Linked DNA regions of Homo sapiens: region 2 is linked to region 1. A link is a contact called in ENCODE Hi-C or POLR2A ChIA-PET data. All regions are on one chromosome and are shown on one strand. Each heading gives the region's core, a stretch centred on a gene start or an enhancer-like site at or near the end of the contact. The rest is flanking DNA. Distances are from core to core; before and after follow the strand shown. Region 1 has its middle 150 kb from the start of TMEM200A. Region 2 holds the start of EPB41L2 (erythrocyte membrane protein band 4.1 like 2).

Region 1 (4,178 bases), core at 775-3,274:
AGAAAAGGGAGCTATTGAGCAAGAATTTGTCAATACTTTTCCCTTGGTATCCAGGACAGGGGCATTTTGTTTCTAGACAATTAGTAAGATTCTATAGACGGACTGACATATCCCTCATGAATATTTCTGTAGAGCTACACATTTATACATCCTATAACTGTGTCATAAAATTGCATACCTATAAAAGGAACGGAAATGAAAAAATGCAACAAGAAATAACTTCAGGGAGAGACTAGTTAGCTGTTTTTTTAAGAACGTTATGTGGAGATTTCTTGATTGTGGTGATCGGGTCATGTTAACAGAGTCTTTTTCGATTCCATTTCTATTTAAAATAGATAGGCTAACCATAGAGACCAATTCTCAAAGTATAGTACCAATTAATTCGGTTTTATAGCACAATGCAGTGCAGTAAAAAGAATCTGACACAGCAAAATCTGCCTAATTAGAATCTGGGTCAGTTCATGTAGGAGTAGATTTTCTACCCTATATTTAAGAAAAGTCTTTTTAAAACATTTTTTACAATAGGCGTATTTTATCAGATTATATGTTCATTGTAATATTCAGGCCAGTTCCTTGATAACTGCAAGTTACTACTCCCATCTGAAAGTTTCCTATAATTTCTGCTTTGGTTAATTATTTTAATAAAATATTCTTAATAAATTATTAAGATCAATAACCTAACTCAGGGAACAATCATGGAAGGAGTCTAAGTATTCATCTAGTTCAACCCTCTCATTTTATAAATGAGGAAGCAGAGGTCCAAAGAGATTAAGTAAGTTGCTTCAGGCCATAGAGCTAGTCAGTGTCAGGGGCTACACTGGAATCTATAACTCTGATTGTCCAGTACATTGATTCCACTAATAATGTGGAATGTATATTAGAATGTAAATAAAATGTTTTCCTTGTAAACCATGAAATTAGAAGAGGAACAGCTGTGAGCATTGAATGAAATGATAAATGTAAAAACAGGTAGCACATTACCAAGTACTTGTGATGTACCCAGTAAAAGTTATTCATGCTCGTATGTCTTCCCTCTAATTAGAAAAGTTATGATGATACATTCCAGATATACTCAAGATTCTGTTTGAGAAGTGCTACCAGCACTAACGAGACTAGCACCTGTGTAACATTCCAAGATCCCATACCATTTCCCACCAAATTAACTTTAATTTAATATTTAATGTTTCAGTATATTTCTTTTTGATTTCTTTATAATTACATATGTACGTATCAAAAAACATTATATTATTTTATATGCTTTAAACCCTATATAACATGCTATTATGTATTTCGACAACTGCTCTTTTTTACATTCTGCATTATGTTTAGGGGATTTATTTAGGTTGATTTAATTACTTCTAGCTTATTCATTCCTTTTCATTGCTGTACAACATTCAGGTCCATGAAGATTCACAATGTAATCACCTGATCTTCTATTAATAGTCTTTTATAGGTAGTCTGCTACTTTTTCCATACAAACAATCCTGCCATAAACATTTGTGTATGTTTCCTTGTACATATGTGCAACAATTTCTCCAGGGTATAGTATTAAGAATGTAATTGCCAAGTTGAAGATATATGCATCTTCAACTTAGCTAAATATTGCCAAACTACTGTCCAAAGTTGGTTATGCCAATATAGATTCCCACTTGCAGTGTGTAAGAGATCCTGTTGATCTACATCTCTGCCAAGTCTTGGAATTGTCAGACTGACATTTTTAGCAATCTGAAGGGTGTGAGATTACATCTTATTGTGATTTTAGTTTTCATTTCCTTAGTTAATAGTGTTAACAAATCCACTGAAAAGGAAACAAAAATGTTTTAAATTAAAGAGACTTTGTTGCAGCAAGCAGTTTGCAAACCAGGGAGATGCAGCCTTCAGTACAAAACAGAGGTACACTCCGCCAGAACAAAGACAGAAGTTGCTTTTTATAGAGAAAGTTGTCACCCAGGTTTCCGCTTGTCTGCTGTGCAAATAAGGGGTGGCTGATTATTTGTTCTGATTGGTTGATGTTAAGATTTATCACAGGTTACAGTCTAGTGGTTAGGTCCAGGTGCCAGAATCTAGTGGTTAGGTCCAGGAACTTTCTGGCAGTGTTGATTGAGGCAGTGTAAACAGGAACAGATAGCTATGAGAGTCCCAAAGTTCCCCTAGCCTGTGGTTTTTCTGAGAATGCAGGATATGTGTGTGGTCTCTAGTCAGCAAATGGATACTTGGCTGCATTTTGAATTTAAGCCCAATTAGTCGCTCAGGATCCACCTTGAAGGATTGGCTGTTTTGGAGTTGACAACAGAAAGGATAACCAACTTTTCACATTTATTGGCCTTTAGTGTTTTCTTCTTTTTTGAATTGGCCACTGGTATTTGCTGCTCATTTTTAGTGGGTTACTTACATTTATTTCATATTGAGTTTTAGAAATTTTAAAGAGTTTATGGTCTGGTAATTACTCCTTTGTGGGGCCTAATGTGTGAAAATACCCTCTGCCAATTTATGCTTTGCCTTTGAGCTGTCTATGTTGTCTTTTGTTGTGAAGAAGTTTTAAATTTTAATATTTATTTGTCTTTATATTTGGGTATTTTTAAGAACCCATTTTCCATGTTAAGGTAACAGAAGTATTCTCTGACATCTATAAATATAAAATGTTTACTTTCCATATTTCTGCCTTTGGTCCACCTGGAATTCATTTGTGAACATTGGCTGGAGTAGGACTCCAAGTTATTTACCTCCTATTAAGTTAATACATCCTATTGAGATAGAACCCAATTTTTCCAGGACTATTTCTTGATTCATTTCCCCACTGCTCTGTAATGTGATATCTATGTAATTCTGTTCCTTGATTTAATTAATTCTATTTATTTGTTTATCCCTGCCCTAATACCATGCTGTCATGATTTCTGTAGTTTTATAATTAATATCTTAATCTCTCGTAGGGCTAGTCACCCTTTATTCTAGTTATAGTGTGAATGTTGACTTCTCATATTAACACAAGCAAAAGTTTCAGACATGTTTCAGACCTCATGAAAGACTGTCAGATAACTAGTCAGTACGGGGTTGTGGCAAAAGCATGGAGTACTGACTCAGGGACCATGAGAAGTGGTGCAATATTCACAAACGCTCTGGGGTTCAGTTTCCTCATCCTTAAAAATGAATTAACATGGATTGGCTTGTAAAAGTTGCTATTTTGAGATAGTGAGGGCAGGAAGGATGATGGAAAAGAGGAAGGTTTTTACAAAACAAGGAAGTACTCCATTTTAGGGGACCTCTCTGGGTAGGTATCTATAGCTAGAGAGGGCACAAATGGGCCTCTGGAAAGGACAGACCTGGCAGATCATGTTTAAAACATCTGCAGAGAAGCGCTTTCCAATTGGAATATAGATGGCTTACCTGGTGCTTAATGAGAAAGAATAGAATGTCTCCATGGATGGGCTATAGAGTGAGCTACTTAGCTGTAACATGAAACAGAGGTACAGCTATAAGAATCTAATGGTTTTGGAGGCCATAAGTTGAATTAAATATCTATACATTCTTGTGTTTATGCAGCTGGTCCTTGAGATTTCCTTTCCCTAGGAAAATAGCCATTGTACCTCACACAGCTGACAGTGTGTGTCTTATAAAACCCGACAGTGGGAGTGCCACCTACGCAATCCAAGGAAGGGAAGCACTTTGATCTTTATGATGCGGTGGTGGAGAGTATTAATAGCAAATGTGATTCCCCAGTTAGAACTTCCATGACAAATTTTACCATATATAGAAACTCTTGACCATCTTATTTTCTTAAGGTACTAATTGGTTTCTTTATTTTAAAGCTACAGAGCCCAGACCAATGTCGATACTGTTAACACCACTTTAACAGCCAGCTCTGTATCAACTCAGGGTTCCTACTGATGAGTAGAGAAAAATGAGACAGAATTTCCAGCAATGTGTATTAAAGACAACTGAAATTTAAAAGCCATTTTTGGCCTGGCATGGTGGCTCACGCCTGTAATCCCACACTTTGGGAGGCCAAGGCAAGTGGATCACTTGAGGTCAGGAGTTGGAGACCAGTCTAGCCAACATGGTGAAACCCCATCTCTACTGAAAATACAAAAAGTAGCTGGGCGTGGTGGTGCATGCCTGTAATCCCAGCTACTTGGGAGGCTGAGGCAGGAGAATCGCTTGAACCCAGCGGGGCAGCGGTT
Region 2 (4,054 bases), core at 1,179-3,678, 550 kb after region 1:
GATTCATCCCCTAAATTAAATTTGCTTCTTTCTACTTGGACTTAAATTTCAGATTTGAAATATACACACTTAGTTGCTACAAAATGCTCCCTGGCAGTTTACATTTTTTACAAAAGTTAGGAAAAATTTTACTGAAATTATAGCTTTAACTGATTTTTTAAAATCACTTTTAATCTTTTTTAAGGATCACCATGCAACGTAGATATATGAAGAGTTCGAGGGACGTGGCTCAATTCATCCACGAATTTTCTTTCGAAGGTTTTTGCAAAAAGTGCTCTCAACTACTTGGACTAGTGGTTAAAGATTAAAGAACTGTTATGACTAAGTCTTTCTTACAGAGGGATGTTTTAAAAGGAAAGAAACCGTCCCTTCCCGTTACTCTAAATGAGCAGCCTCTTGTTCTCGGCAGTCTGTCTGCACACAAGACCACTACTGACTTCAGTGGGAATTCTGCCCAAGAAGTGAGGAAGACAGGATAGGATTAAATTAGCGCTAAATCCACACCATTGTTCCAAGCCATTACCACTTGTACAGTTCTCCAATAACCTCCAAAGAATAGATATCTGAAGTTTGATGGTGGTTCTTAAATTGAATTAAAAGAATGACCACTCGAGCTCTGACAGGTGACACAGCATAGCTCTTCAAAAGTTGTGTCAAACTCACAGCCTAACGGATGGAGCCAGTTGGCCCTTATCACAATTCAAGATTGCATTGCAATGCAGCCCCCATCAGTGGCTGCAACAGCCACCCAGTGATTTCTCACAGCAATGAGCCTGCAAAGGGAAACTGAATAGGATTAAGCACTATTCGTTCCCCCACTGAAACCTGTTCAAAGCTTGAGAATTCTAAATCCTAGCCCCTGCAGCATAGAAACTGACTCAGTTTCCCTCAACTGCTAAGTCCAAGGTGAAATCTGACAGAACACCAACTGAAATGCTAATTCTCAACAGCGTTATAAAGAGACCAGATAAATAATGTATTCCGTTGAAAAAAACAATAAAAACGTAGGGTGGGGGAGGAAATAAAGACTGAAAAACTGAGGGGAAAACCGCGAAAGTCGTTTTTTTAAAACAGCTTAAATAACAGTAACAAGAGGAACAAGACGCCTGGCACACACATGCCATTTCAGAGGCAAGAAGTTCAAGAAACTGGGGAAAGATGTGATTCAGAAAAGCGAAAATATAGCCACAGCTCCTCTAGATTCCACCTTCTCTCCCATCCACCCAGGGATCTTAAAATTAAGGGCAGCTGTGGTGTTGATGGGGCAATTCAATGAAAGACTACCCGGGTCCGTAGGGAGGGCTCCATACGCAGACCCCTCCCCAAAATAATAGACTCTAGGCAGTAGTTCTTCTCACCAAACCTCATTTTATTTATACATATATATAAAAAAAAAAACTTGACCTCAGGGGAGGTGAGCGATCTAGAGAAGCATAACTGATGTCCCACCACAGACCTCAGGCTGCTGGGGGCAGCGTCTGCGCCTGGGGATGGCGTCCCCAGACGCCGACTTCAACCCTGTCGCGCTCCTTTAGGTTCTCCTCGCCCTTCCCCGCTGCTCACCTAAAAATGCTCCCAACCCTCGGCCCCCAGGCGCAGGAGGAGAAAAAACAAGCCATCTGTGGTGAGATGGCCTGGGTGTGGGAATTGTAAGGATCGGAGCACGAAACACGCGTCCCTCTCCGCAGCTCCCAGACGGCGCAGGCGGCAGCTGGGGGCGCGGACGCGAGCCTACAGCGGGCCCGACCCGCACCGCGCGTGGGGCTGGCGCGCCGCCCTCGCCCGGCTTCCCGCAGTCCCCACGCGCGCGGCCGGCCCGCGCTTCCCCTCCTAAAACCTTCCTCCTGAAGGGCGACGCCGCGGCCGACCCCCTCCCCGCGGGGGGGATGGAGCCGGATTTTTCCCGCTGTTGCTCCACGGGGCCCGGACGCGTGACCTGAGCCCACGGCACCCCGGGGGGGACGGCGTCCTCCCCGTGCCCCCGCCTTTCCTGGCTCCGCCGGGACGCGGCCCCGGTCCCCCGGAAGAGGGAAGAGGGGGACCGCGGGGAGCAGCGAAGCCGGGATCCGGCCCGGAGCAACAGGACCCGGACCCCCGGGCAAGAATCGGGTCGGGCAGAGACCGGGAAGGAAAGGAGAGAGGGAGCCGCAGAAAATCCCAAAGCCGGGCCCCCTCTCCCCGCCCCCCATCCCGGTGGGACCGTCCCGCCACCGCTTCCTGCCCGGAATCAGCTTCCCAGCTGCAGCCAGAGGAAAAATCTGAGCCGCCCCTGCAACCCCACACTGACCAGTCGCCCGGCCCGTGCAGCCCCGCACGCCTCCTTACCCCGACGCCGTACCTCAGGAGCTCGCTCGCCGCGGGACCCGTCCCTCTTCAGTCCCAGCCGCCGGCAGCCGCGCCTGCCTCCTCCCTCCGCTAGGTTTCAAATTGAAATTCCCTGACTGGGGCCGTCAGAGGACTCTGAGGGCCGGCCCCGCCCCCTCGCGGCGGAAGCCCCTCCCGCGACCCCGCCGGACGAGCCCCCGGCGCGGAAACCCCCGCGGGCGGTCCCGCCCCCGACGCCCAGGCCCCGCCCCTGCGCGGGCGGGGGACCTTTCCCGCGGGATTCGGCAAGCGCGGCCGCGGAGACCCGGGGGTGGAGGACGTCTTTCGCCCTCAGGGCAGCCCGGATGACAGCTAATGCGCCTGGGCAAGGCGTTCTCAACTGCGATTCCCGGCCTTAAATGTCCTCTCAACTTTTAAAAGTTATTTATTCAAAGTGCATTTGCTGACTAAACCTTCACTGAGCGCCTTCCTAGAGGTAAACACTGGAGCAGAGCCTGGAGATGCAGAATAAGGAAAACTGGGTCTCCCTCAGTCTAGAGTGGAAAAAGTGCTTTCACAGGAAGGGCATTGAAAAGGAACCATTTATTCTTCCTGTGGGAGGGACAGGAGGGGTTGGGGAAACCCCGTGGAGGAAAGGCCTCCCCAGAGTAAGTAGGATTTCTCTGGGCAGAGGCCTGGGAATCTGGATTGCAGAGCATGACCACGGGTGAAGAAGAGTCTGGAAAAAACCTAGTTTGGGGCTAAATTGTGGAAAGCCACAAGCACACACACGCTACCCTTCTGGTTCTTTTCTTTTGTACAATGAGGTCAATATGTTTCAGATTCAATATATTTCATCTTTTGAAGGTTTGCACGTCAAGCTGGTGTCAAACAACGTGTCCAGCTCACTGCCTCCAGCATCTGCCTCACACGCACCTCTTATCCCTTTTACTCCTCCCACTTTTATTGAGGTCTTTAGTGATTCCACCACAGCCAAAGTCGTCTCCCTTTCTTTCCTAAACAGAACCTTTTCCAAAATTAACAATGTCAAATGAAACCTCAGTAACAATACCTTCCAGTTAACAAAATACATTCACATATTTTATCATCATTTGATCCTCACAATCACCCTATGAAAAAGGCAGGCACGTTTGAGCTCCATTACATCAAAAAGATTTGGGAAGATAAATTATTTGCCAAGGTCCTTCTAGTAAATAATACAAATAATAATAGTTAAGGTTGATTGTGTGCTTTATGTGCTAGGCATTGTTCTAAGTCCCTTACATGTATTAATTTAATCACAATCCCATATGCTAAGTATACAAGTTAAATTTTATAAGGTGTGCTAAAACAGAGCAGAAATCTGATTAGACAGCAATTCTGGTAAAGGAGACCTGGGAATTTAATGAGAAAATACTATTATTTTCTCATAATAAGAAATATGCAGCAGATTTACAACGAAACTAATGAAACAAACTTCGGGATCTCTCATTTTCACAAGCCTTGAAACTAACTTTATAATTTTGTATTTCATTTTGTGTTTTTTAAAGAGTCCCTAAAGTCATATAAGCTTTTGGGCCCATAAAACATTGAACCACCCTGATGGAGCCCCCTTTAAAATGCTAGTGCAAAATAACATAAATATAGGCATAGTTAATAAAATATAATGCCCTTCTCATAAGAAAGGATATGCTTACTATACTCTGCGTTGAAGTACATGAATCACTCCTATATGCCACCTCTTAAGAAG

Evidence for each region. A loop is a pair of places that touch in the nucleus more often than their neighbours do. ChIA-PET counts read pairs that join two places held with the same protein, here RNA polymerase II (POLR2A). Pooled maps may share reads with other maps.
Region 2: a pooled map shows a loop between it and region 1 (6-fold over the local background). The contact joins the promoter of EPB41L2 here to the enhancer-like site in region 1. A Hi-C loop is called at or near these places in 1 of 37 single-sample maps with no recorded cell type and 8 of 50 pooled maps. POLR2A ChIA-PET finds 5 or more read pairs at or near these places in 1 of 52 experiments (activated T-cell).

Annotation. Positions count from the first base shown.
Region 1 is chr6:130,511,872-130,516,049 of GRCh38, forward strand. No RefSeq gene overlaps it. Among named protein-coding and RNA genes, the nearest start is that of TMEM200A, 150 kb to the left of the region's middle. RefSeq lists an enhancer at 2,116-2,265. Within about 2 kb of position 2,025, at least 8 of the 41 ENCODE cell types and tissues checked have a DNase peak (open chromatin) inside an H3K27ac peak, as active enhancers do.
Region 2 is chr6:131,060,817-131,064,870 of GRCh38, forward strand. EPB41L2 (erythrocyte membrane protein band 4.1 like 2) reads right to left here and starts at 2,429. Exons shown (of 20, transcript NM_001431.4): 1 at 2,339-2,429. LOC105378004 (a long non-coding RNA gene) reads left to right here and starts at 2,587. Exons shown (of 3, transcript XR_942993.3): 1 at 2,587-2,800. RefSeq lists silencers at 1,886-1,985, 2,326-2,665.